Regions from separate parts of the Homo sapiens genome. Here region 2 is linked to region 1. Evidence: chromatin loops called from intact Hi-C (ENCODE). Cell type or tissue: heart left ventricle. All regions are shown on one strand. Links, peaks and the distances in the headings refer to the core of each region. The heading gives the core; the rest is flanking DNA.

Evidence for each region. Peaks named below come from ENCODE experiments on the same cell type or tissue, not always from the same donor. Only the 100,000 strongest peaks of a DNase experiment are listed, where the experiment ranks them.
Region 2: it touches region 1 in a loop (2.9-fold over the local background); 5 of 110 quality-filtered maps call a loop at or near these places.

The regions. Positions count from the first base shown.
Region 1 is chr17:36,069,066-36,083,974 of GRCh38, reverse strand. CCL18 (C-C motif chemokine ligand 18) reads right to left here. Exons shown (of 3, transcript NM_002988.4): 2 at 13,417-13,528; 3 at 11,943-13,024. The coding sequence ends at 12,934. CCL3-AS1 (CCL3 antisense RNA 1) reads right to left here and starts at 9,362. Exons shown (of 3, transcript NR_186417.1): 1 at 9,127-9,362; 2 at 7,173-7,265. In heart left ventricle, for the core only: a CTCF peak has its summit at 11,267 (motif pointing right); a DNase peak (open chromatin) is centred at 11,274.
Region 2 is chr17:36,018,115-36,032,267 of GRCh38, reverse strand. No RefSeq gene overlaps it. Among named protein-coding and RNA genes, the nearest start is that of CCL23, 7.2 kb to the right of the region's middle. RefSeq lists an enhancer at 8,677-9,178. In heart left ventricle, for the core only: no CTCF peak of the experiment used is centred there; no DNase peak of the experiment used is centred there; H3K27me3 peaks cover 765 bases.

The sequences.
Region 1 (14,909 bases), core at 6,910-14,909:
AGATTAGAAACTATTAGTCGTCCACTTTCCTGAATGACTTTATTTTTAATGAGATGCTGACTTGTGTTATTTCCAGTTGCCCAATGAATGACTATTGCCCAAATCTAGGGCAAAAGAGACATAAACTCTTCATGATGTCAAGGTAACCACTAGAAAATGGGGCTACATACCCACTCCAGAACATACTGAGAAAGGTAGAACTGGCCCTGCCATAAGCACTACCCACCTTCCTTCATAGAAGCCAAAGATCGGGCACTGAGGATGCAGGAGGAGATGAGACAATTCTTAGAACAATGAGTCCTCAATAGAAATTGTCCATATTAAGGAACAGAAGGGAGTCCTTTCATAGTGGATGGACAAAGGGGTAGACAAGGAGACTGCAAGCGAAGGAGACACTTCATACTTGCCGTTTTTATTCCTCCTCTTTCCTGGGAACTGCACCCACAAAAATACATTATGTGGGATTGACCACATCCCAAATGCTAGGTGGCTCCTGATTAAAATAAGCTGATTTGCATCTTGAGTTTTTTAAGCTTACCATAACATAAGCATTTCTCATGTCACTGCATTGTTTGTAAAGGCTGCCTAATAGCCAATCAAGGGAAGATCCCATAATTTTCTTAGCCATTTCCATATCATAGGCAATTTAAATTGGGTCCAATTTTAAGTTGCTATAAATATGCTGGGGACCAAATACACTTATGCATTGTTCATTTTTTCCATATTTGAATTTATTTCTATGGAGAATAGATTCCTAGACATGGACCCTCTTGGCCAAAGGCTAAGAACATTTATTTCAAGGTTCCTTATGCATATTAGCACCCATATTAAACACATCTTTAGGTCCTTGGCTTAGCGCATATCTCTCTTGAATGAACAGATGTCTGAAAGCCTGGCTGTACTCTCATCGCTCAGTAGCTCAGGCTTTGCTAATACAGCTCTGTCCATCTGTGTGTGATTGAAGTTGGGCTGTGCTGCTCAGGACTCCTGGCATCATTGCATAAGTCAAGTCTACACCGTTAGAACAGCTGTGGGATAACAGAGAAGTTTCTGCTCTGCCAGGGAAAATATGACTACAGAGCTTTAGTGAGAAGGAAGTAGCTAAGTGTGGTCTGGGGTAACACCAATATCTCACCTCCTGTTGCTGTGGAAACCACTTCCCCACAAACAGCCCCAAGACAAGTGAGCACTTGAACTGTTCCTGCAAATACCCTGAGCCCTGTGGTTACCCAAGACCCCCTTGCATGTGCAAGTCAACAAGACACCACGGTGCTTAAAAAACATCCTGTCTCATGAGCCCCGGTTTCCATCTTCCCATGACTCAGGGCTTACCTCTTTAGAGAAGGGGACACAGCTCAGACCCCACAGCTGGTGACTGAGTGCCCAAGTCCTATCCTCTTCTGCTCACACTCTTGGGCCCTCACGTCCTCCTCTCTCACGATGCCCCCCTGTTCCTGGGCCTCCTCTCACGAGTCAGTCTTTGTCCTGCCTTTTGCTGTTGTTCCCTGCACTCTCTGGCTGGGGTCAAACCACATCGCCAAAGTCCAGGGACAGAGGTACCCAAGTGAAACAGAGAACTTCCTAAGGGATTTTCAAAATGCCCTGGGCTATCTGTTCAGGAAGATTTTCTTCCCCAAAGTGTTTTCACTTTCTATTCTATAAACCTTAAAGGCAGGGTACGGTCTTGTCCTACTTAGTGAAGGAGAACATTGAGTAGGTTTCAATAAGGGGCAGAACCCAGCTACAATCGCTTCCTGGTGGCCAGCTGAGTCATAAAATTGCCACAGGTCTGCCTCACAGGTGATTTGCAGAGATGGCCTCTTGCTGGAAAAATTTCTTCTTAGACCATATTATGTTCCCCCAGTAGAGCTGGAATAAGAGGCAGACTATCTAACTAGCTGCAATTTCTACAGAGGGAGATGGAGGCCAAACCTAAGGCTCAAACAGAAATGGAAGGGAAAAGTGGGGAAACAAGAAATCCCCAACTTCCTGCTGGTTCTTCTCACCCCCAAATCTCCAACTTCCTGCCAGTTCTTCTCATCCCCAAATCATCCCCTGAACAGTGCTGTCTCCATCTACTTCCTTCTGATTTTATCACTGGGTAGAAGGAGTTGGCTCACTTGTCCCCAGTGAAAAATGACTCAGGGTCACGCTGCTCCTTCCCTCAGAATGCCCAGGTCCCCAAGCACCCAGGCATCTGCTGCTTTTCCTAGGACCCCCAGAAGCCCCCCTAGCAAAATGGTAAATGGCAATTATGAGACTCACTGCTGGTGCCAGGCGAGGGCTGGTGCTTCTGCCCATCTCTGGAGAGAAGCAGGACTTGGAGGGTGGCAGCCTGCAAGGGCACCAGTCGGTTTGAGGGCCATCCTGGGGACCCCAGGCCTTTGAGGTCCTATCTGGTGGTGGGACACAGGGAAGGGCCATAGAGGTGTTTTCTGGCCTGACCTGGGGTCTGCAGGGAACCAGGGAAGAGCTGCCCCTGGCAGAGGGAAGAGAGGAGGAAGTGTTAGCAGGAGGAGGCTGCCTGAGGAGACCGCCTGAGCCACTGAGGTAAAGTCTAGGGAGCTGAGGTTGGGCAAAGAATCTTGAACAAGTGGATAGGCCCTATGCTTGCCAAGACAGAGATGGGAAGGCAGCATGGGACCAGGAATTCCCTTGCTGATTCCTCAATTTTTATAACTGTCTCTTTTAACAGCTTCCAGAATGAAAGTGGCTGAGGCTGGCATGTCTGTGCCAACCCCACCAAGTTCTGGTGCCAAGTGCATCATTGATCTCAGAGTCAAATCCCTGAGTGACCTGGAAGCAACAAGACACTGTTACGTTTGTGGCAGATTAGGAAGCAGGGACCCAGGCCCTAGGGACGTCCCTTCAATTCCTGAACCTACCCCTACCCAAGCAACCACACTCTGGGACTCTTCTTAACATGCATTTCAACTTATCTAGACTATTTAATTTTTGTAATGTATTTCTATGCGTTCTTGACTGCTTGTCAGAAGGGACTTCACAACACCCTCTACGCCCCTTCCTCAGCCCCTCCAGTCACACAGCGGCTGACACATATTCAGGCACATGGCTATTCTTTGTGGCTCTCATACAAGGTGGGTGGCTACGTTCAGCTTTTTCTAGAGGACATTGTTCCAAAGCTGTCAACCAACAAATATTTATAGAACATTATTTACCATTTCTATGTTCAGCTATGTAAAATAATGAATTTGTTTTGAGTAAACCAGTCTTAAACTGTTGGTGATCCTATTGGCTTTGTTTTGTGACAAAGCAAGGTGGTGGGATGGGAGGGGAAGAGTAGAAAACTCTGAAGAGGGGAAGTCAACAGAAAGGAAATGACGGTAATGCCTCTCCCCAAATAATGAAACACTACTTTATAAAACAAGGATTATTTTATAAAATATTATGCACCCAGTGTATAATGCATATGCACTAGGTAAATTCATGCTTGATATATATATTCATGCATTTAAGTTTATTTTTCTCATGGGTCAAGCTCTCTTAAAAATTATTCATTGTCCTTCAAATTCTAACAATGTCTCCAAGGGCTAAGTATTATTAATATTCCCATTTGATAGAAGAGGAAATGTTGGCTCAGAGGGTTAAAACAACTTGTCCAAGGCCATGCAGCAAATAAATAGTGTAACTAATATGCAAACCTATGAGCATTCCAGAACCACCTGGGATGGTCGTTTAAAATGCTCACAAGAGAATTGGGTTTGGATGTGGGAATCTAGACTTTTACCAAACCCCTATGTGATATACATACAGACCAAAGACCAAAAACTACTGAATTTCTCAATAAAACTGGTTTTTGTTTTTTTGTTTGTTTGTTTGTTTGTGTTTTTGAGATGGAGTCTTACTTGGTCACCCAGGCTGGAGTGCAGTGGTGTGATGTCGGCTCACTGCAACCTCCACCTCCCAGGTTCCAGTGACCCTCCTGCCTCAGCCTCCCAAGTAGCTGGGATTACAGGTGCATGGCACTACACCCGGCTAATTTTTGTATTTTTAATAGAGACGGGTCTTCACCATGTTGGCCAGGCAGGTCTTGAACTCCTGACCGGAGAGATCCGCCTGCCTCAGGCTCCCAAAGTGCTGGGATTACAGGCATAAGCCACTGTGCCCGGCCTCAATAAGAATTTAACCACTCTTTTAAAAATAAGACACACATGGTAATAGACATCTTACCTGGGTATTATTTCCCTAGAATCCATGCTCCACAAAATCAGTGGTTAACATTAGAGAAAGGAAAGACAGTCAGCCAATATATACAACAAGACTTCTATTGTGAATGCAGAATTATTTGACGGATTGCCTAGATTGAGGTTAAGAAACTATGGTCCTCAGAACAAATCTAGCATGACCCTGTTTTGTAAATAAAGTTTGGTTGAAACACAGCCACTCCTGCCCTTTTACATATTATTTATTGCAGCTTTCCCAAGACAAAGGTGGAGTCACATTGTTCTAACAGAAATGATATAACCCACAAAGACACCAGTATTTACTATCTGGCCTTCTATAGAAAATGTGTGCTAACTTCTGGCCTGTTATGTTTTTAAGTATAAGAAAGTTAGACTGAGTCAGGATTCCTGCTGTAAAATGCAAGTGGGAGAAATTCAACATACTTGTGAGAAATGCAAGATATATTAACTTTTTGATAAGCCCTACTTACTTTGTGTGTTTAAAACAATCTATTTTTTAGTATCAAAAAGTGACATTTTGATAATCGGCATTTTTGAAGAGAAATTACACAGTCTGTAGAAAAATTTAAAATTTACATACTCTTCAATCTTATTTCTAGGAATCTATTTCAAGAAACACTATCTAAAGAAACAAAGGAGGGCCAGGTGCAGTGGTTCACTCCTATAATCCCTGCTCTTTGGGAGGCCAAGGCAGGTGGATAGCTTGAGGTCAGGAGTTGGAGACCAGACTGGCCAACACGGTGAAACCTCATCTCTACTAAAATACAAAAATTAGCCGGGCATGGTGGAAGGCGCCTGTAATCTCAGCTACTTGGGAGGCTGAGGCAGAAGAACTGCTTGAACCCAGGAGGCAGAGGTTTCAGTAAGCCGAGATGGCACCACCGCACTCCAGCCTGGGTGGCAGAGTGAGACTCTGTCTCAAAAAAAAAGACACAAAGTGTTGGCACATTGCTGTTGTTTGCAGCTCTGTTTGTAAAACAACCAATAGAAATAAATTCTTTAAAAGATGAATAGTTTAAACCATTGTGGTATAACCACATAATAAACACAAAATTACTGAAAAGAATGAAGTGGATATACATAGTGAAATGAAAGGTATCTAAGATATTAATGTAAAACTATGTATATAGAATATACATTCCATATGTGTATCTCTATACCAATATCTATATTACCACATATTTATTATATAACTGTACATATAATAATATTTTGCTTTGGTAAAAGCTATATATATTTACATAAACATAAGAAGGACATTTGATGTGTGTGATATATCCCAATCTATTAAATGTGATTTCCCTGGCAACCATAACTTTTAAGAAATGAGGATCTCCACTTTTCATTTTCCATTCTTTGTGCTTTGATTTTCATAAGTATGAGTATGTGATTTTTAACTCAAAAACCAAGATTTGAGAAGCTGGGGCCTTGCACTAAAAACTGGTTCTCTCTTAGTCCTCTTGAACCACTTGCTCTGGGTCCCTCATTGAGGGGACAAGCTTTGCAGATTTCAGTCTAGTTCAGAGAACTTCAGGAATGCTCGCTGCTGTTATGTTACCCATTCTATGAAGAGATCAAGGCAACAAACATGTCCTGTCTAGACCCAAAGAGTACATTTTGACTCTCTCTCTCTCTCTACACACACACACACACACACACACACACAAACACACCTGCATAAATAGCTTCTCTCATGCAACATTTTATATTCCCTTCCAATTTTGAGATATTCCTCCTCTAGCCCGTCATAGCAAACCAGCTAGGGCAAGTGTGGGGGCATTATCCGGAATCATGATAGTAGCCATCTCTGCCTTGATGAAGCCATAGAGTCTCATTCTTTCTTCCCCTAAGGCCTCTCAACATCTGATGACTGGCACCATTGGCCCATGAACTTTAAAATATTTCAAATAGATCTAGGATTTATTTCACATCTCAACAACATGAATATTGCATAAATCCTTCATATATTAGATGAATACTAAACTGACAGCCTATTATAATCGGGGGAAAGGAAAAGCAAAAGATTCTAATAGACTGCAAGTTCACATTGGCTAGGTCTCTTTCCTTGGTTAACCTCTTTTTTAAGAGTAAGTGGCAGACAAAGTAGGGTTCACTAAATAGTCCACATGTTCCCCTTCATGGCATTTGCATTGGGCTCTTGTGGCTAATTTTGGCCAATGAATTGTAAGATTAAGTGAAGCATGTCACTTCTGGACCAAGACAGTTAAAAGCAGTATGCCTTTTCTGTCTTCTTTCTCATTCCAGAATCTACAGCTACAGGATGGAAGCAGCCTGAATTCCTGAGTCACCACCTGGAGGAGAGCTGCTCTAGGATCAATACTGCTCAGAGTGTAGTTCATGGGTCAGCAGCATCAGGATCACCTGAAACCTCATTAGAAAGGCAGAATCTTGAGTCTTACCAAGACCTGTAGAATCAGAGTCTCAGGTGGAACCCAGGAATCTGTGTTTAGACAAGCCCACCAGTGGATTCTGATGCAACTAAATTGTGAGATCCAGTGATCTAGCCCACATCAGATTTTGTATGAGTGGAAAACTTTTACCTTGTTAGACCACTGGGAGTTTGTTTGTTATCTAGGTACAACCTATTCTATCCTTACTTATATATAGACTATAAACATAAAATGCTTAACTGTTCTCCAATCATCAGCTCCACCTTAACATCTTGGGGAGATCCTATCACGTTTTGGTCACATCCAGTTATTAAAATTCCTTCAGTTTAGAACCCTAATCTTAAATTTGACTTAACTAACATTTCTACTTCTTCCTTTCTCCTCGCCCTTCACCAGAGCAAAACAGGCTCTGGTAGTTGGAGTGTGATGAAGCTTTAGTTTGGTTCTGAGATACCCTCTCTCCTTCTCTTTTTAACTCCTCTGGCATGTTGGAAAGAGGGGTTGTCTGTGTGGGGTAATATAAAGAGAAAATTTTGCTGGTTGTGGTGGTTTGTACCTGTAATCCCAGTGCTTTGGGAGGCCAGGGCCAGAGGAACACTTGAGGCCAGGAGTTGGCGACCAGCCTGGGCAACACAGTGAGATCCTGTCTCTACAAAAAAAAAAAAAATTTAATTAGCAGGCATTGTAGTGTGCAGCTATAGTCCTAGCTACTCAGGAGGCTGAGGCAGGAGGATCGCTTGAGCCCAGAAGTTCTAGTCTGCAGTGAGCTGTGATCACACCACTGTACTCCAGCCTGGGTGACAGAGCAAGACCCTGTCTCTAAAAGAATTTTTTTTAATTTAAATGTTTAAAAGAGAGAGGGGAAAGAATTCTTTTAACTGCCTACAGATGTAGTCCCTGCCCCCACTGCTAGGTTATCCCTGCATCTTTTAAAAAAATATTGAAGTTATGGGCAATGCATGTATATTTCCCTCGGATAGATGGGCATTCCTGAGGGTCCTCTCTCTGCATAGTTTCTTAGGTGAGAGATCCCACCCTTGCCCAACATCTTTCACCTCTCTCTTCTGCTCACACCACTGGCAGCATACCCTGGGCCTTTGCTAGCCTGGAAGACACCATTGAGCATGTTACAAAAAAGCACCATGGAGCACACCTAGCCCTGTGTGAGTGCAAGACCTTACAGGTGATGGGCAGACTGGCTTTCAGCACCCTCTTGCCCACACATCCAGGGGCCTTTGTAGACAGCGGCCCTGAGACCACCCCATCAGCTACTGCTGTTAAGATCCTTGTAAGCTAAGCAGTGGATCTCCTATTGGTAGGATGAGCACTTTAAGACTCAAAGGGGTTACTATTAATAACTATGCTGGCACAACTGGCATAAACTGGGTCATTTCCCAGACAAAATGGGACATGTGATTCCCCCAACCTTTGCGGAGTGTCACTGGGAGGATGGCTCGAGCCCAGCTCCCTTCCACAGGATCACTCGGCCAATGGAAAGCTCATTCCATGTGGTGGGAGAGCAGCCTCCAGCAATCCTTTTCCCTGCTTTGGTTCCTATCTTCTGTTTTCTTCTCCCCTGCTCATTTTGGCTCAGGCAAATCATGAGGTTCACCATGTAAGCTGACATCCAACTGGAAAATGAGTTGCCTTGTTTGCAGGTACTTCCAGTTTGTACAAGTTACCCTCTGGAGACCCCTTCACTGGGCTTCAAGAGCAGTTAGAAGTAAAGACCTCTCCTTCACAAAGGTGGAACCCACTAGGCTGGCCACTTTCTTTCCTTTTCCTATGTCTACAATGCCCTGGAAGGATTGTCTGGCCCCAGTTGTTAGTGACTTAGTTTAGAATATAAAGTCTATAATGAAAACTTAGTCTCAGATTTGGGAACTAGCCATCATTTGTGGGGCAACAGGGTATATCCCGATCAAAATCTTTTTACAAAACCGGTAAAATAATTCAGGAAAGACCAGGCACAGTGGCTCACGCCTGTAATCCCAGCACTTTGGGAGGCCAAGGCGGGCAGATCACCTGAGATCAGGAGTTCGAGACCAGCCTGGCCAACATGGTGAAACCCCATCTCTACTAAAAATACAAAAATTAGCTGGGCGTGGTGGTGCGTGCCTGTAATCCCAGCTACTCAGGAGGCTGAGGCACAAGAATCACTTGAACCCAGGAGGCAGAGGTGGCAGTGAGCTGCGATCATGCCATTGCACTCCAGCCTGGGCGACAAGAACAAAAACTGTCTCAAAAAATAATAATAATAACAATAATAATTATTATTATACAGGAAAATACAGAATGGCAAAGGGGTATATTATTACTGCATTATTAATGTAAAAATTGAGTATAGTGTTGAATAAAGTGAGAAAATCCCTAAGACAACTGGCATATAACAGGAGAGTCTGAATTGAACCCCCAATTTGGGAAGAACATGCTTGATGTGATGTAATCACAGGCAGGGGATTGGTCATCTTCACATATAAAGACAGAATTAATATGAGAAAGTTACATACATTTGGTAGATACTAGTTGGGTTCCAAGGTCTTTCTCTCTTTCTTTCTCTTTTATCCTTACATGATTCTTCGGAAAAGCAACCCCTCTGGTAGTCTGTGTGGTTTTCAGCCCATCAACATTGCTTGTTATAGACATTGATCAGCTGAAACAAATCAGTAAATCCACTTCTCTGGCCACAAAGATGAATTAAGATACAGGTTGGCAAACTTGCTCTGTAAAGGACCAAATGGAAACTACTTCAGGTTTTGTGGGTCATACAGTGTCTTTCACAACTACTCAGCTCTGCTTTGTCGTATGAAAATATGATTCATTCCAGGTAAGGAGTCCTTGCTAGACTGTGGGCTGTAAACAATACAGAAACAAATAAACCCAACTGCATTCCAATAAAACTTTTTTATGGACACTAAAACTCCAATTTCATACAATTTTCATATTTCTCAAAATAATCTTCTTTTGGATGTTTTCAATGACTTAAAATGTAAAAACATCTTAGCTCGCAGGCCATACAAAAACAGGTAGTAGGTCAAATTGGGCCCAATGGCCATAGTTTGCTGGCCCCTGGGTTAAGAGATGGGCTCTTAATCCAAGCCAGCCAGACCAATAAAAGTGGAACTCAGGCTCTTGGCTCAAAATACGAGGATACAGACATTGTCTTCCCAATTTGCTCTGGAAGTTTCTGGAAGCTATTCTGCCAATAGAGTAACTAGGATGAATATAGTAACTTCTTTCTAGGATGAAGCTCTCAAATGCAGGGAGATCAGAAATTCAGAAAGACATGTATAGTCCATAGCGAAACAAGGACCACTGAATCAAGTTTTGCCTGAAACTAATTCTATTTCTTGAAGCTTCAGTTATGTGAACTAATAAGTTCCCTTTATCATTTAAGCCAGATTGAGTTATTTTTCTGACACTGTGACTTAAACCATCCCTAACTAACATAGACTGCAATGTTGTAAGTATGGGTCCCCAAACGTGGAACTGGCTGAAGGCAGTAGCTAAGGTCAAAGTCAGTGGGGATACCTCTAGTTACCAAAATTGCCGGTTACCCCCATGGCCTGTTATATATTCTAAGTCCATCTTCGAGCCAAAGTTTTATCAAAAACGAAAATTCAGGGTATTGGAGACTATTTCTTGCATCAGTCTTAGTAAGGCCCACTAAGAAAGAAATTAACTTACTTTGAAACTGATTCTTCTGATAGCAGAGAAGGGGAAAAAAAGTAGTTTTTTAAAGAAATGTACTTTCTGCTTGCTGCCTGAAAACCAAGCTAATTAAGAATCCTGTGATCTGGAGCTTGCAGGACTAGAAGAGCAGAATTTTCCAGTCCAAGCTAATGTTAATATAAGCAAAAATGAGGAGGTGAGAGATTAGGCAGGACAGGAAAGCAGGTCCCGAAGCAGCCAAATCCACCTCCTTCTCAGATCCCACATTGTAAATATTTATCTTGATGATAAAATGAATGTATTAGTCAGTTATCCAGAAAAACAGAAACAGTAGGCTATTTCTCTCTATAGATATAGATTGGATACCAATGTTGATATAGATATAAATACCGAGATATTTATTAGGGGAATTGGCTCCCACAATTACGGAAGCCAAGAAGTCCTGCCATCTGCAAGCTGGAGAACCAGGAAAGCCAGTGGTGTGATTTGGTCTGAAGGCCTGAGAACCAGGGCAGCCAAAGTTGTCAGTCCTGGTCCAAGTTCACAGACCTGAGAAGGGGTCAAGAAGGGTAGGTGATGGTACAAGTCCCTGTCTGAGTCTGAAGGCTCAAGAATCGGAAGCGTGGATGTCAGAGGGCAGGAGAAGATGGATGTCCCAGCTCAAACGCAGACAGCAAAGTCACCCTTCCTCAGCCTTTTTGTTCTATTTGGGACCTCAGTGAATTGGATGATGCCTGCCTGCATTGGTGAGGGCAGATCTTCTTTAGTCTTCTGATGCTAATCTCTTCTGGAACACCACACAGACACACTCAGAAATGATGTTTATCAGCTACCTGGGTATCCCTTAGCTTAGTCCAGTTGACGCGTAACATTAACCATCACAATGAACAGCTGTGCTCTTTGTGAAGGTGCAGCTGTATTCATCAGAGGCAGGGAGCTAAAGACGCTGACCTTCGCACTTGTTTCACCAGCAGGGGGCAATGTGGAGTCAATACAATGGGGGAGCCGGTGGGCGGCGGAAGGGATGACCACAGAGCTCCCAGTGCTGTGCTGGAAGAGACGTGTTAAAAACCCAGTTCTAGAAATAACTGTATCTGATAGATTTTCTGCTTATGATTAACCATCCAATGGAATGAACCAAAAATAACTAGATCAGATGCCTTCAAAAATTAGAACGGAGTTGCAGTGCCTCTGAAACCTTAATGCTGGTTAAAAACAGCCTGTGACCCCACACCAACAGTGGTTCTCAAACTTGGCTGTGCATTAACATCCCCTGGGGAGTTTTTAAATTACTGATGCCAGGCCCCCACATCAATCCAATTAAATTCATAACTTTGGAGGTGAGGACCTGGCATTAGAATTTTTAAAAGCTCTCCTAAGTGATTCTAATGTGAATTCAAGGTTGAGAAGCCGTGTTCCACACTTAAGCCAAAGCCCTGTTCTACACTTAAGCCAAAGCCCTGTTCTACACTTAAGCCAAAATCAACAGACATCTCCAACAGGAAACAGACACCTCTATAAGCAGTATTCCTTCTTCAGAGGGTTGCCAGATACAATTTAGGATACCCTGTTAAATTCGAGTTTCAGAAAAAGAACAAATCATTTTTGGTACAAGTAGGTCCCAAATATTGCATGGGATATACTTACACTAAAATAGTATCCATTCTGTATTTTTATTTGCTAACTCTGGCCACCCAGCCCCAAGCCTCATCTCGTATAGTCATGGAAAACATCCTCCCCAAAAGCAGAGTGGAGAACAAAGATAACATTACCAAGGCTTTCAGCAACTTCCAGGTAAGGAGTCCTTGCTAGACTATGGGCAGTATTTGCTAGACTTTTACTAATATAAGTACTTAGCCCAAAACCCAGCACTTGGTAAGACCTCAACAGATGTTAGCCATCATTCTGAGGAAAGCTTCATTTATGAAAATGAGCTTGTGTGCGTAAATATGCATTGCAGCGTCATCTTGATATTCATTTAAGTAGAAAATTTTTCTATCACATTTCAGTTACAATATGGTTTATAAACTAATGGTGTCTGTTTCAACTTTTCAGGAAAGTATCTCCAGGGAAATGTCTGGTATGACTGTAGAAGTACTTGGTCCCTATCTTGCTGTTTCTGCCCCTTTTCATATTTCCCTACTCCTCCCCCAGAATTCCTCTCAGTCTGTGATTCCGATTAGTGAAACAAAATCAACAGAGTCGTCACAGTGAGAATGCTGGTTTACCTTTTATATAATAAGTACTGCCAATATATTAAAAGGTGGTGCTGAGCAAAACCATTCAATAAAGATTTGTCATTTGATACATATGGCACAATGTCTGCTGAGAAAGCTAATCACACTGATTGATCCATGCATTGAATGTACGAAGAGTTGAAGGGAAAGGGGAAAGGATGATAAAGACAATGTCATGAGATGTCAGAGAAAATACTAATTTCATAATGCAGCTCAACAATAGAAATCAATTTCAAAATGAAATATGATGCATAAACTAAGATTAAAGTTAGTTAATGTGGCTGGGCATAGCAGATGGGACTCTTAGAAGAGGTAGCCTCCAGGGTGGCAGGGCCATTGCCCTGGCTCAGGCTCCTGTTCCCTCCTGGGCCCACCAAGTTCACTGGGCCCTCGCAGCTTCCAGGCCCCTCAGGCATTCAGCTTCAGGTCGCTGATGTATTTCTGGACCCACTTCTTATTGGGGTCAGCACAGATCTGCCGGCCTCTCTTGGTTAGGAGGCTGTGGAGAAGGGAGGAAGAGTTAAGAACTGACGAATTCATCAGGGGAATCCTGTGGCCCCTGCGTCCTTCTCTGTCCCAGGCATCTCAGGGCCTGTCCTCGTGCCCGTAAAATTTCCCCTTAACTTCGGGGTTCACAGGCCTTCCCCAAATGTCTCAGATGGGGTTCCTCAGGAAGCAAACTTCCTGTTGTCATGTCTGCTCTCTTCCCTCTGCCCAGGGGCAGGCCCTTCAGGACTCTGCAGGCCCCAGGCCAGGTCACAAAACACTGCAGGGGCCTCCCCTGGAGTCCTTTACCTTGATGGGCCTTAGAGAGCTGAGTACTCTGAGGGGACCTCACCCCAAACCTCCCATCCTCCCTCCCGAGGGGTGGGCAGGAGCACTGGCACTTACATGACACCTGGCTTGGGGCACTGGGGGCTGGTTTCAGAATAGTCAACTATGAACTTTTGTGGAATCTGCCAGGAGGTATAGACGAGGCAGCAGAGCTCTTTGTTGGTACCAACTGCAAGAGACAGGACAGAAAGATCCCAAGTCATTGTTCACAAGGCAAGCCAGCTGCTCCTGGTCCCTTTCCTTGAGAGTCAGGAAGAACTGGGAGATATCACCGCTTGGGGTGGGGATATAGGGACAAAGAGATCCAGAAGGAAGCTGGCATTTCTTCTTTTCCCTGACATTTTAATTTCTGCATCTTTCTCTTGGTGTTTCTCATTCTCTGGCTGTCTTGGTTCTGGGTCTCTATGTCTCTTTACTGGAAATTTAGTTTTCTGAGCAAACTATTTCCCATCCCATCTCTCCTTGGGGAGTTCCATCTGAATTCATAAGGACAGCCAAGGCCACACCACTGAGAACCAATTGGACCCAGATCCTACCTCTTGTCAAAATCCCCGTGGGCCTCCATTTTCTCATCCATAGAATGGGACTCACTCTCCCTCTGTCTCCCAGAGGTGGAGAACAGAGTTGCTGAAACCTCTTAGGAAGAAAAATCCTCCTCGGGAAATAGTCCCTGAAATCCCTCTGATGTTCTGTATTTGGAGGTCTTAGAGATAGACTCGGGCAGTGGGGTCCAAGCCATGGCCAGACAGTAGGGGCACAAGAGCAAAAGACAAATTCACACAAGGGACAGCGGGCCTGGGGGCAGAGGGCCTCAGTGAAGAAAAGGACAGCAAGGGCAACTGCAGGGGTCCCCAGGATGCTGGGCAGAGTGTGAGCTCCCATGGCTGCCGGGAAGAGCTGAACTCAGGACTTGTAGCCGCTGCCTCCTTCTGGGGTCTCAGCCATCTCTTCTCTTTACAGGCAGCCTTGGGGTATTAGAAGATATAAACTTGGGGAGACTGAGGAGGAATTTTGTTTCTTTTTTCATTTTTTAAACTTTTAAGTTCGGGGTACATGTGCAGACTTGTTACATAGGTAAACTCATGTCATGGGAGTTTGTTATACAGATTATTTCATCACCCAGATATTAAGCCTAGTACCCATTAGTTTTTCCTGATCCTCTCTGAAGGGGAAAATTTTTTAATCATGATACTGGTGTCATGCTGTGCATTGCACAAACCAGGAGAGCTTCAGCTCACCACAAAGATTCAGGCTATTTGCAAGAATGCTTCAGTTGATCCCTTGGTGGGGAAATGGTTTCCACAGTGAAAGGAGGTGAGATGCTGGTGTCACCCTGAGACTGGGTTAGCTGGTGCCTTCTCACAAGGGCAGGTCTTTAGATAAAGCCTTTCTCCCATTGAGCAGAACCTTCTGATAGCCTCCCCAGCTGTTCCAACAGCATAGATGTACCATGGACATCAGAGCCAGGCATGGTGGCTCATGCCTGTAATCCCAGCATTTGGAGAGGCCAAGGTGGGAGGATTGCTTGAAGCCAAGAGTGTGAGACCAAC
Region 2 (14,153 bases), core at 5,870-13,869, 51 kb after region 1:
TTCTCCGATCCTCCCAGACCAAAGTGGCCCATCTCCACCTCCTCTGACACACCACAGCCTGTGACACCCTCATTCCACATTTATTGGGCACTGCTCCCAGTGCCAGATACTGGGGTAACCTAGACATGTACCATCCCAGCCCTCAGGAGCTTACATTCTAGGGGGTGGAATGGGAAAGGGGGAAATGATCCTCAAGCGAACAAGTATACAAAGTAATTTCCAATGGTAACCAATGCTTTGAAAGACCTAAAACAGGCTATGGTGTGTGGGTTCTTTAGGAAAGGTCAGAGGAGGCCTCTCTAAGAAGGTGACAATTAATCTGAGCCCTACAAGATGAGGAAGATTCAGCCATAAAACAAGCCAGAGGTAGGAAAGCATCCAGGCAGAGAAACCAGAAAAGGCAAAGGCCCTGGGGTGATTGTGTTTGCCTAATGAAAAGAAGGCCAGTGGGACTGGAAGTTCAGCGAGAACAGTAGACCTGTCAGAGCCTTGTAAGCCAAAGGTTGTCAGTAGATGGGCATGGCCTGATTTGGGTTTTAGAAAGAGTACTCTGGCTTCAGGACAGAGAACGGGTTTGAGGGGAGCAAGAAGGGAAGCAGGGGGACCAATTAGGAGACCATTGCAATAGTCCAGGTAAAAGACTGAACTAAGGCAGGGGCACTGAGAATGGAGAGGAGGCAACAGATTGCAGATATTCTTTAGAAAGAACCAACTTATTGATGGACGCATGAGTGCAGGGGGCAGAGGGATGCTGCTCACTTGTCCTCTGTCCCTCATTGCCTGGTATGGCAGACACTCAGGGCTATTTTGTAAATTTCAATCCCAACTACAGTTAACCCAGTGGCAGAGCCTATGCAGTATTCCTTTCCATGTGTCCAGGCAGTCACCATATTCTTTCCAGCTCCCTGGGTTGCCTCATCTCTAACAGGGTCCTGCTCCCTCAAATCCTGCCTGGCTGCCAAGAGAGAAGTATAGATCATAAAATTCAACCTCATCCCTCCTCTCCAGATCCTGAGGCTTGGCTTTTACTCTATGGCTTTGTGAAAAGCAGAAGCAATAATCCAACCACATGTCTTCTTAACAAGGAAATATTTTACTTTTAAATGGAAGGGCGCAGTTATTAAAGGGTCAAAGACCAACTCAAGGCAGGGATGGGCTGGGTAAGTTAGGGACTCTATTCTTTGAATCTTCAGAGGCCCAAATACAGGAAATGTCAGGGCAAAGAAAAGAAGAGGAAAGAAAAGGTTGGTAGGAATTTGACAGGTCTGTTTGTGACTGCTTAAGATGATGCTAAGGCCTTTTTGGGAATAATATTTAAAATTCTAAGGAAATTGAACACTTAAACAAAGGATTTTTAGCAAAGCAATTTTACTTTTGCGCAGAGGGGTGTTTCTCCTTGGCCAGTCGCCATGGGAGCACACTTGAATAAAGGGGCATGAAAGCCTTTATTTCTGACGCAAGTCTTGCTTTTGTATTTTTTTTTTTCATTGGCCAGGATTGGGTTGTACGCTTTAAACTAATTCTGTTTGGCTAAATATTTGAACTTTTTTGTTTCAGATAAGGTGGGCATGTAAGAGAGAGAGGGGAAAGGGGAAGGGGTGTCTGTAATGAGCTAGAGAGTTAGTCTTTTTTTTTTTAATAAGGAAAGGAATGTGAGCTGGTACTGCTAACACCTGGTATTGTGGCGTGTCTGGGCATGTAACAAAGGCAGAAAGGAAGAAAAAAAGACAAAAAGGAAAAAGGGGTGGGGAGGTACTATTAAAGAATAAAGGATTGATTAGGCTATTTGAAGAGAAACTTCATCATATCTTATAGCCTGAAGCTGACCTGGCCATGCTTTAAAGGAAATGAACCCAAAGAAGGGCTTTGGATTTAAAGGAAATGAACCCAGAGAAGCCTCGAAGGGGGCTTCTCTTTCCAGTGCATTCCCAGGAGCAGCCCTAGATGAGGCCACTGCAGACCACCGCTAAGCTTTTGGCATGAGTCTCACACTCCCAGGAAGAGAGGCAGATGCCTCATGATAGGCATAAATCAACAGCCCCTGCGTATGTGTCACTGATAGCTTGAACGAGGACAACTTTGGGGGGAAACTATATAGCAGCTTTCATTTTGGTCTCCCGTTGTGTCTTTAATTTTGAGGGCTGGTTCTTCCTCTGCCCTTGTATAAAACTCAAGGCAGGACCCATGATTTTTCTAGTTGCTCTCAACTAATACCAACCAGTCCCTGATATGTGCTAGTACCTCCTGCCTCAAGACTTTTGCACAAACTACTTCCCTTACCTTTGTCTCCCTTTTCCTCACTTGTCAACTTAGCAAACATTGCTCATTTTATAATTCTCAGCTTAAATGCTACTTTCTCAGAGAGGCATTCTCTGGGCCCCCAATATATTCTTTTCCATGGTGTTGCTTATCACAGTGTATAAGTACATGTTTATTTGTGTGATTATTTAATTTTGTCTCCAGGAGGAAAGGAACATAATCTTTTTGGCTCTTTGTGTGATACTCTTGGTGCTGAGCAGAATGCCCAGCACGTGGTAGATGCTCAGTAAATTTATATTAAATGGATGGACGGATGGATGGATGGATGGATGGATGGATGGATGGACAGATGGATGGATGAGAGGTGGATGGGTGGATGAACAGATGGACAGAGGGACAGATGGATGGATGGATGGATGGGAGATGGATGGATGGATGGACAGATGTATGGATAGATGGATGGACATATTGATGAATGGACAGATGGATGGGTGGATATTCTAACAGGAAGCTCCCATTGATTTTACCTTTTTCCTCAAGTTCCAATATGGCTCGGCACAGCACTGTTACCGATCCTGTCTTTATTTAAGTGTTTTTGTGTTTTGTTCATTGTGATTTTTTCAGTAGTAATTTTGATTTTTTAAATAGTTCACTAAAATATTACTTATTTTTACTACTGAACTTTTTGGTGTCCCCTTGGGTTTTCAACACAAGCGCAAGGCTAGTGCCTCATTTACCACCATCTGGTCCTGACCTGCCCATAGTAAGCACTTAATAAATGATAATGATTGTTAAAATAATCACTGTTGTAACAAGAAGAGCAAGATATAATAAGACAATCACAGGCTTTAGAGTCAGGCAAACTTGGGCTCCAACCACTGACCTTGGGGAACTTGGGTTCCAACTGCTGACCTCAGGGGTGAAAAAAGCTAGCAGGGCCTGAAAAGAGGAGGAAGGCTGGGTACTTCCCAAGGGAGAGGAAGACTTCTGGACACCTATCAGGTGTGCAGACACAGAGAGAAGCTGAGCACCTTTTGGCCTGGGCTGAGCCTTCAAAGAGATGGAGGAGGTGGTCCCAGTGGGTAGAGAGGGGCCAAGTCTGGGACAAAGAAGAAGAAAGAGGGAACTGCCTGAAAGGATCGCATGAATCACCGTGGAGGACACTGGCTCAGGTGTGTATAGGGTCCTGGGGAATAGGGAGCAACCCCTCGGAAAGGAGACTTGCCCAAAGCCAGAAGTCTCCAGGATTCCATGGGGAAGGTAGGAACTTGTACAGAGTCTCAACTCCTCAGCCTCTTGTGCCTCATCTTCATCATCCAAAGGGTGCAGTACATTAGTGACAACTCCACAGTGCCTGAAGCCATGACTACACAAGACCCAGTGAAAAATGAAAGTGTTAGGCCCCTTGTTAAAAAACTACTAACTCCTAAACAACAACGGCAGCAGAGCCTGAAACCAAGAGCAAGGACCTGTGTAATTGCACAGGTCACACGCCCATGATGCCAGCCGTGATCTAGAGCTCACAGCACAGTCGCCACACTGCAGTTGAGGTATCCCAGTTCAGGATGCAGCAGGAGCAGAGCCCAAGGCTCCTACCCCATCCCCTCACCTCTGCCAGCCCTTGGGAATTTCTCTGCCCAGGATTTAATCCCAGGCCCACTTTCTCTCAGCTCTCACTCATTGTGCCAAATTATGACTCCCAGCCCTCTGGGGGCCCAAGGAAGCCATAGGCTCCAGGTCTCAGTGTAGATTTGGTATCAGAGCCTTGGAGAAAACACCAAGGGCTGTTCCATGAAAATTGTGCTGGACACAGCAAGAACTTGAGCGGTTTCTTTGGGCCCTGACAGTTGGGACCTCAGAACTGAAGGAGAGGAGAGTCAGAACCATGAGCACGAAGCCAGAAAGAGCCCAGGAGTGGGGAATGAAAGATTCTTTATACTTTGAGTCTTATGTGACAGAAAGCTCTCTCAAAATTTCCTCGAGCAAAACCAGAAATAGTTTATTAGCTCATAAATTCAGAGTGGATGGCAGGCGTACAGCTCAGGGAAAACCAGCCCCAGGGCATGCAGTTCCACAGGATCCTGGTATCAATGGCATTGCTCTTCTGAAGGCAGACCACAGGACCTCCACTTCCTGAAGGAGCTGCTGCTTTTCTGTCATTAAAATCTGAAAAATCCCTGGGAAGGACCCCAGTTGTCTGACTGGGGAGGTAGGTGCACATCTATTGCAAAGGAGGAGGTACCGTGATGGGCAAGAGCCTCACAGAACCTAATAGCTACATGGGCAGTTCCTCCAAGAAGAGGGCATCTTTCCAGAAGAAAGGAAGGTGCTGAAAAAAACAAACACATGCCCCCTACTTTACTTAAAAAGAAAATACTTGATCACAGAACTTGTCTTAAAGTATTGATAGCCATGCTAAATGTTAATCGTACCCTTGAGCATTTATCCTGGAGAATGAAGACTTACATTCACATAAACAAAGCAGTACATGAATGTTTATTGCAGCATTATTTATAATAGCCCAAAACTGGAAACACCCAGATGTCCTTCAGTGGATAAATGATTAAACAAACTGTGGTTCAACCATATCATGGAATACTATTCAGCAATAAAAAGAATGAACTATTGGCACATGCAACAACCTGAATGAATCTCCAGAGAATTCAGCTGAGTGAATAAAGCCAATCCCAAGAGGTGACATACCATATGATTCCATTTACATAACATTCATAAAATGACAAGATTATAAACATGGAGAACAGATTCGTGGTTGCCAAGAATTGAGGAAGGGGTGGGATGGGTGGGAGGGAGATAAGTGTAGCTATACAAGGGTTACATGAGGGAGCCTTGTGGTGAAGGAACTTTTCTGTATATTGATGATATCAATGTCAATATCCTCTACTATATTGTACTATCGTTTTGCAACATGTCACTTTTGGGAGAAACTGGTGTCAAAGTCAAACAAAATATAGAGATGAATCTCTAAATTTAAAATGTCTTATTTGGGACGCAAGAATTACAATTCAAGACATACATACTGTCTGGGTAGTCTTTAGTATGTCCAAAGACCAAAGAGTAAGCTAGAGGTTTTATTAAAAAGAGAAAAGTTACATATTGTTTTGCAAGAAAGTTCATTGGCACTAGTAAAGTTTTAGGAAACTGGCAAGTTGTGATTGGTGAGTGATAGCAGTGGGTAAGACTAGTCTTAGAACCACAGCAGGTTGTTTCAGTAACTATTAGATAAAATGGGTTTCAGGATAGCACAGGCTGAAACTTCAGCAGCCAGGCTTGCAGAGGACTACATTCTTGGAGCAATGTTATATGTCCCAGACAGGCTTGCATGCAGAGAATTACATTATTAGACCAGTGTTGGTTTTTTGTTTTTGTTTTTGTTTTTTTTTTTTTGAGACAGTCTCGCTCTGTCGCTCAGGCTGGAGTGCAGTGGCGTGATCTCGGCTCACTGCAACCTCCGCCTCCCAGATTCAAGCAGTTCTCCTGCCTCAGCCTCCTGAGTAGCTGGGATTACAGGTACCCGCCACCATGCCCAGCTAATTTTTGTATTTTTAGTAGAGACGGGGTTTCACCATGTCTATTGGGCTGGTCTGAAATTCCTGACCTCGTGATCCACCCTCCTTGGCCTCCCAAAGTGCTGGGATTACAGGCGTGGGCCACTGTGCCCGGCCTAGACCAATGTTATATGCCCTCAGTGTTTTCTCCCCCTGGCATCTCAACTCTGTTTTAGTTGGGTATGACAAGAATGACCCAATTGTATGGTCAACTTTTACACTGTGTAAAGAGTACACTACCCAGGATCTCTCTGTATTATTTCTTACAATTGCATGTGAATCTACAATTACCTCAAAATAAAAAAGTCCAATTTAAAAACATTAATGATCATGCTTATGTGTACATTATTTGTATACTATAGACACATCCAAAATGTGCCTCAATTTGATCATGTCCATGCCTTTGTCTTAAATAGTGAGGTCTAGTATTAGAGAGACCTTGGTTCAAATGCCAGCTTTGCCCTTTACTACCCATGTGGGCATATAGCAAATATTAGCAAATTACTCTATTGCTGTATGTCTCCATAGCCTCATCTGGAAAAAGAGCTAATGACTGTGCCTATTTCACAAGATTGTAGTTAAGATTTAATTATATAATAATTGTAAAACATAAAACAGTAAGTAGCCCATATCTCATTGCAACTATTTACTATCCTTATTGGCAGTTACAGCTGACTAGGATCTTCTTCCTCCCTTCCCTGCCTTTTGAAGCAGTATACAGTCTCTGTCCTATTTCTGAGACCTGCATCAAATGCTATCCCTTTCAGAAATGTTTCTCTTCATCCCAGTCCAAAGGGATGCATCTGGACCTCCCTTGAAATCTCCAATGGGCACAAAGGCTCCACAGCTCTGGATGGCAGAAACTTCCTCAATCCTCTATCTCTACCCTAACTAGAATAAAGCATCTTTACTAAGATTTATGTAGTCCTTCTCTAACAAGTACCTAGTTTAATTAAAAGCAACAAGCCTCAGCCGGGCACAGTGGCTCACACCTGTTATCCTAGCACTTTGGGAGGTGGAGGTGGGAGGATCACTTCAGCCCAGGAGTTCAAAACCAGCCGGGGGCAACATAGCAGGACCCCATTTCTAAAAAAAAAAATTTTTAAGTTAGCCAAGCATGGTGGTGCATGCCTGCAGTACGGGCCACTTGGGAGGCTAAGGTGGGAGGACCACTTGAGCCTGGGAGGTCAAGGCTGCAGTGAGCCGTGATTGTGCCACTGCACTCCACCCTGGTGAACAAAGGAAGAACCTGTTTCAAAAAAATTTTAAAAATAAAGCAACAAGCCTCCTCTTGAATAAGGAACTATTACTTTTGCGTTCAGCAAATTTATAAAAAAGATAAATCTATCCTTATGGCCCAAAAGGAGGATTATCAGTTAGCTTTTGCTACATCATAAATCACCACAAAATGTAGTGACTTAAAACAGCAAACAGCTATTCTCACAATTCTGTAGGTTGGAGGGGTAGTTCTCCCGGTCTGAGCCAGCTCAGCCAGGGTTTGAAGGCCTAGGATAACCTCTCAGCTGGGACAGCTGGGATGTCTGGGGACCTTTCTCTCCTTGTGGTCTCTCCTCCTTTGGTAGGCTAGCATAGGCTGGCACATGCGGTGGTATAAAAGTTCTCAGCAGTGAAATATTAATAATGCAAGTATCAATGCACCAGCACTTTTCCGGCCTCTGTTTTCATCACATTTTCTATTGTCTCATTGTCCAAAGACAGTCACATAGCAAAGACCAGATTCAGTAGGCGAAGGGACTTCCCAAGGGTAGGCACACTGGGTGGTAGGAATTACTGCACCCATTTTTGCAAACAGTCTATCAAAGGAAGGAATTAGTTAAATATTTAAACCAAGATCTAATTTCAGATAACCAGTGTGAGTTAGGAGAAACATTTGGCGCAAAACTGAAACCAATTCATTTGACTTGGTATCACCAAATACACATACAGTGGCTGGTATACAGGAATGGTCAGAAGATATTTAAGGGACTCCATCTCTGTGCAACCCTAGAGCAGTTTCAATTGCATGGCATAGCGCAGACTTTAGCTACAGGCCTCTTTAAGGAGACATTGTTTGGATTGGTTTTGTTTCTCTAAAAAGGACCTGGGCCCAGTCTTACACAAGAAACAAGAAGATGAGTTGGCAGGCTCTGTTATTCCCCTTATCACTTAAGAAGAAAGTTTTTCTCGTGTAATAGGCCATTTAAGATCATGCACAAGGATTCCCAGGCAAGATGCCTGAATAGGAACAGCTCTGGTCTGCAGCTCCCAGTGAGACCAACCCAGAAGGCAGGTGATTTCTGCATTTCCAACTGAGGTACCCAGTTCAGCTCATTGGGACTGGTTGGACGGTGGGTGTAGCCCATGGAGGGTGAGCAGGAGCAGGGTGGGGCATTGCCTCACCCTGGAAGCACAACACAGTCTTACAAGCCTACTCTGGACCAAGCGGCTGACCCCTTCTTCCAACCCCCTTCTCACTATCTCTTTTGCCTAATAAAGATGGAGGGCTATGTAAAGCTCAGGGCCCTTGTCCACTAGAGGCAAAGTGGCCCCTGACTAAATATATTCTTTTGTCTCTTGTCTTTTATTCCCACGTTCACCCCCTTTGTTCAGTCCCCCTAGGTCTGTATAAATTACACAAGGGGTCAGGGAACTCCCTCCCCTAGCCAAGGGAAGCCATGAGGGACTGTGCTGTGAGGGACAGTGCTATCCGGCCCAGATACTATGCTTTTCCCATGGTCTTCGCAACCCACAGACCAGGAGATTCTCACGGGTGCCTACACCACCAGGGCCCTGGGTTTCAAGCACAAAACTGGGCGGCCATTTGGGTAGACACTGAGCAAGCTGCAGGAGTCTTTTTGTACCCCAGTGGCACCTGGAACACCAGCAAGACAGAACAGTTCGCTCCCCTAGAAAGGAGGCTGAAGCCAAAGAGCCAAGTGGTCTTGCTCAGCAAATCCCACACCCACTGAGCCCAACAAGCTAAGATCCACTGGCTTGAAATTCTCGCTGCCAGCACAGCAGTCTGAAGTCTACCTGGGACATGCAAGCTTGATGGGGGGAGGGGTGCCCACCATTACTGAGGCTTGAGTAGGCAGTTTCCCCTCACAGTGTAAACAAAGCCACCTGGAAGTTCGAACTGGATGCAGAACCCACCTCAGTGCGGCAAAGCCGCTGCAGTCAGACTGCCTCTCTAGATTCCTCCTCTCTGGGCAGGGCGTTTCTGAAAAAAAGGCAGCAGCCACAGTCAGGGACTTACAGATAAAAGTCCCATCTCCCTAGGACAGAGCACCTGGGGGAAGGGGTGGCTGTGGGCGCAGCTTCAGCAAACTTAAACATTCCTGCCTGCCAGCTCTGAAGAGAGCAGCAGATCTCCCAGCACAGCACTCAAGCTCTGCTAAGGGACAGACTGCCTCCTCAAGTGGGTCCCTGCCCCCATGCCTCCTGACTGGAAGACACCTCCTAGCAGGGGTCAACAGACACCTCATACAGGAGAGCTCCGGCTGGCATCTGGCGGGTACCCCTCTTGGATGAAGCTTTCAGAGGAGGGAGCAGGCAGCAATCTTTGCTGTTCTGCAGCCTCCATCAGTGATACCCAGGCAAACAGAGTCTGGAGGGGACCTAAAGCAAACTCCAGCAGACCTGCAGAAGAATGGCCTGACTGTTAGAAGGAAAACTAACAAACAGAAAGCAATAGCATCAACATCAACAAAAAAGATGCCCACACAAAAACCCCATCTGAAGGTCACCAACGTCAAAGACCAAAGGTAGATAAATCCACGAAAATGAAGGAAAACCTTTGCAAAAAGGCTGAAAATTCCAAAAACCAGAATGCCTCTTCTCCTCCAAAGGATCACAACTCCTCGCCAGCAAGGGAACAAAACTGGATGGAGAATGAGTTTGATGAATCGACAGAAGTAGGCTTCAGAAGGTGGGTACTAACAAACTCCTCCAAGCTAAAGGAGCATGTTGTAACCCAATGCAAGGAAGCTAAGAACCTTGATAAAAGGTTACAGGAACTGCTAACTAGAATAGCCAGTTTAGAGAAGAGCATAAATGATCTGATAGAGCTGAAAAACACAGCACGAGAACTTCGTGAAGCATACACAAGTATCAATAGCCGAATTGATCAAGCAGAAGAAAGGATATCAGAGACTGAAGATCACCTTAATGAAATAAAGCATGAAGACAAGATTAGAGAAAAAAGAATGAAAAGGAATGAACAAAGCCTCCAAGAAATATGGGACTATGTGAAAAGACCAAACCTACATTTGATTTGTGTACCTGAAAGTGACGGGGAGAATGGAACCAAGTTGGAAAATACACTTCAGGAAGCCAGGAGAACTTCCCCAACCTAGCAAGACAGGCCAACATTCAAATTCAGGAAATACAGAGAACACCACAAAGATACTCCTCGAGAAGAGCAACCCCAAGACACAAAATCATCAGATTCTCCAAGGTTGAAATGGAAGAAAAAAATGTTAAGGGAAGCCAGAGAGAAAGGTCTGGTTACCCACAAAGGGAAGCCCATCAGACTAACAGTGGATCTCTCTGAAGAAACCCTACAAGCCAGAAGAGAGTGGGGGCCAATTCAACATTCTTAAAGAAAAGAATTTTCAACCCAGAATTTCATATCCAGCCAAACTAAGCTTCATAAGTGAAGGAGAAATAAAATCCTTTACAGACAAGAGAGCCTGCCTTACAAGAGGTCCCGAAGGAAGCACTAAATATGGAAAGGAAAAACCTGTACCAGTCACTGCAGAAACATACCAAAATGTAAAGATGATTGACACTATGAAGAAACTGCATCAATGAATGGGCAAAATAACCAGCTAACAACATAATGACAGAATCAAATTCACACATAACAATATTAGCCTTAAATGTAAACAGGCTAAATGCCCCAATTAAAAGACACAGACTGGCAAATTGGATAAAAGAGTCAAGACCCATCAGTGTGCTGTATTCAGGAGATCCATCTCACGTGCAAAGACACACATAGGCTCAAAATAAAGGGATGGAGGGATACTTACCAAGCAAATAGAAAGCAAAGAAAAGCAGGGGTTGCAATCCTAGTCTCTGATAAATAGACTTTAAACCAACAAAGATAAAAAATGACAAAGAAAGACATTACATAATGGTAAAGGGATCACTGCAACAAGAAGAGCTAACTATCCTAAATATATATGCACCCAAAACAGGAGCACCCAGATTTATAAAGCAAGTTCTTAGAGACCTACAAAGAGACATAGACTCCCACACAATAATAGTGGAAGACTTAAACACCTCACTGTCAATATTAGACAGATCAACTTGACAGAAAATTAATAAGGATATTAAGGACTTGAACTCAGCTCTGGGCCAAGCGGACCTAATAAATATCTACAGAACTCTCCACCCTGACAGAATATACATTCTTCTCAGCACCACATAGCACTTATTCTAAAATAGAACACATAATTGGAAGTAAAACACTCCTCAGCAAGTGCAAAAGAACAGAAATCATAACAGTCTCTCAGACCACAGTGCAATCAAATTAGAACTCAGGATTAAGAAACTCACTCAAAACTGCACAACTACATGGAAACTGAACAACCTGCTCCTGAATGACTACTGGGTAAACAACAAAGTTAAGGCAGAAATAAATAAGTTCTTTGAAACCAATGGGAACAAAGACACAACGTACCAGAATCTCTGGGACACGGCAAAAGTAGTGTTTAGAGGGAAATTTATAGCACTAAATGTCCACATTAGAAAGTGGGAAAGATCCAAAATTGACACCCTAACATCACAATTAAAAGAACTAGAGAAGCAAGAGCAAACAAATTCGAAAGCTAACAGAAGACAAGAAATAACTAAGATCAGAGCAGAACTGAAGGAGATAGAGACACAAAAAACCCTGCAAAAAATCAATGAATCCAGGTGCTGGTTTTTTGAAAAGATTAACAAAATAGATAGACTGCTAGCCAGACTAATAAAAAAGAAAAGAGAGAAGAATCAAATAGACACAATAAAAAATGATAAAGGGGATATCACCACTGATCCCACAGAAATACAAACTGCCATCAGAGAATACGATAAACACCTCTATGCAAATAAACCAGAAAATCTAGAAGAAATGGATAAATTCCTAGACACATACACCCTCCCAAGACTAAACCAGGAAGAAGTTGAATCCCTGAATAGACCAATAACGAGTTCTGAAATTGAGGCAGTAATTGATAGCCTACCAACCAAAAAAAGCACAGGACCAGATGGATTCACAGCCGAATTCTACCAGAGGTACAAAGAGGAGCTGGTACCATTCCTTCTGAAATTATTCCAATCAACAGAAAAAGAGGGACTCCTCCCTAACTCATTTTATGAGGCCAGCATCATCCTGATACCAAAACCTGGCAAAGACAAAACAACAACAACAACAAAGGAAATTTCTGGCCAATATCCCTGATGAACATCATTGCAAAAATCCTCAATAAAATACTGGCAAACCAAATCCAGCAGCACATTAAAAAGCTTATCCATGGCTTCATCCCTGGGATGCAAGGCTGATTCAACATATGCAAGTCAATAAATGTAATCCATCACATAAACAGAACCAATGACAAAAACCACATGATTATCTCAATAGATGCAGAAAAGGTCTTCGATAAAATTCAACAACACTTCATGCTAAAAACACTCAATAAACTAGCATTGATGGAACATATCTCAAAATAATAAGAGCTGTTTATGACAAACCCACAGCCAAAATCATACTGAATGAGCAAAAGCTGAAAGCAATCCCTGTCAAGAAATGACAATATGTTGTGTAATCAACATACTGATTGGTGAATATTGTGAAATCTATTCCTTATATTCTTTCACTAAAAAAATATGCATCTAATACTGTGTCAGGCTCCTCTGTACACCACTTCCATTCTATCAGCTTTATCTCTGACTCTAGCCACCACTACAGCAGCCAGTTGCACCCAGGCTCTGCCCAGCTCAAGACGGTATAATCTGACAGCACCTCACCTTGTCCATCATGCACACCCCACTTTTCCTGCACCGGGGATTCTCTGATGCTGAGGTATAAGAAGGATCAGCTCATTACTCAGGCACGTACAACCTGGAAGTCTGGACAAGTAGTTCCTACCACACCTGAGTTTATGTCAATGAAGTGACTTTTGGAAAGCCTTAGGGATGAGAACTGGTTGCCATGGGAGCCAACCATGAAAGGATTGGAAATTTCAGCCTCTACCCCTAAACTCCAGGGAGGGGAGAGAGGCTGGAGATTGATCTGATTACTAATGGTTAATGATTTAATCAATCATGCTTATGTAATAAATCTTCCATAAAAACCTAACAGAATGGGGTTTAGAGAGTTTCCAGGTTGGTGAACTTGGAACAGTGTTCAGTGGAGGCACTGAGAGGATGGTACACCTGGAGAGGACACAGAAGCTCCAAACCCACTCCCCATGCCTTTCCCTATGCATCTCATTGACCTGGCTGTTCCTGAGTTGTATGCTTTATAATATAACCCTGTAAGTAAACTGTTCTTCTGAGTTCTGAGAGCTACTTTAGTAATTATGGAATCTGAGGAGGGGGTCTTGGGAAATTCTGATGTGTAGCCAAGTCAAACAGAAGTTGTGGGTAACCTGGGGACCCACTATTTGAGATTGGCATCTGAAGTGTTGCCAGCCTCACGGGACCGAGCCCTTAACCTGTGTGGTCTATGCTAACACCAGGTAGTCTCAGAAGTGAAGCATTGAGAATAGTAGTAGAGAATAAATGGGAGTTTTCTTTTGAAGGAATAATAAGATTCTGGCTATATTTTTGGAATTAGGGCCAAAAATACTTATTAATGAATTAGATATGGGGTATGAGATAAACAGAGGAGTCAAGGATATCTCCAGACACTGGACGAGGACTATTCCTTTCCCAGAGACTAAGCGCAGGGCTGAGAAGGAAGGCAGGCTACCCCAACAAGGCGACATTTTAGCTCCCATGTGCTCATCCTTGCCCTACACTCTCCCCATTATATTCTAGAGTAGCTCAGCTTATGCTAGACAATCATGCTGTGTGAGTACACATCATGGGCTGTACATTACGGGATGTCGTATGAGCTGTGTTTACCAGCAGAGATCACAGCTCTACAAGTTGAAGTGTTCTCTCTGGTGGTCCCCATGTGTACAGGCTATTTGAGCATCTGAAGGTGGTTAGCTCCTGAGGAAAAAAAACTCCACTGTTTAGAGGATGAATGAATCTCCCAGAGGGAAGTATCCATCATAAAGTATTTGCTCTCTCTGCCTGTACTTATTGGAACAACTCGGGAAGTCCACAAGGACAGTC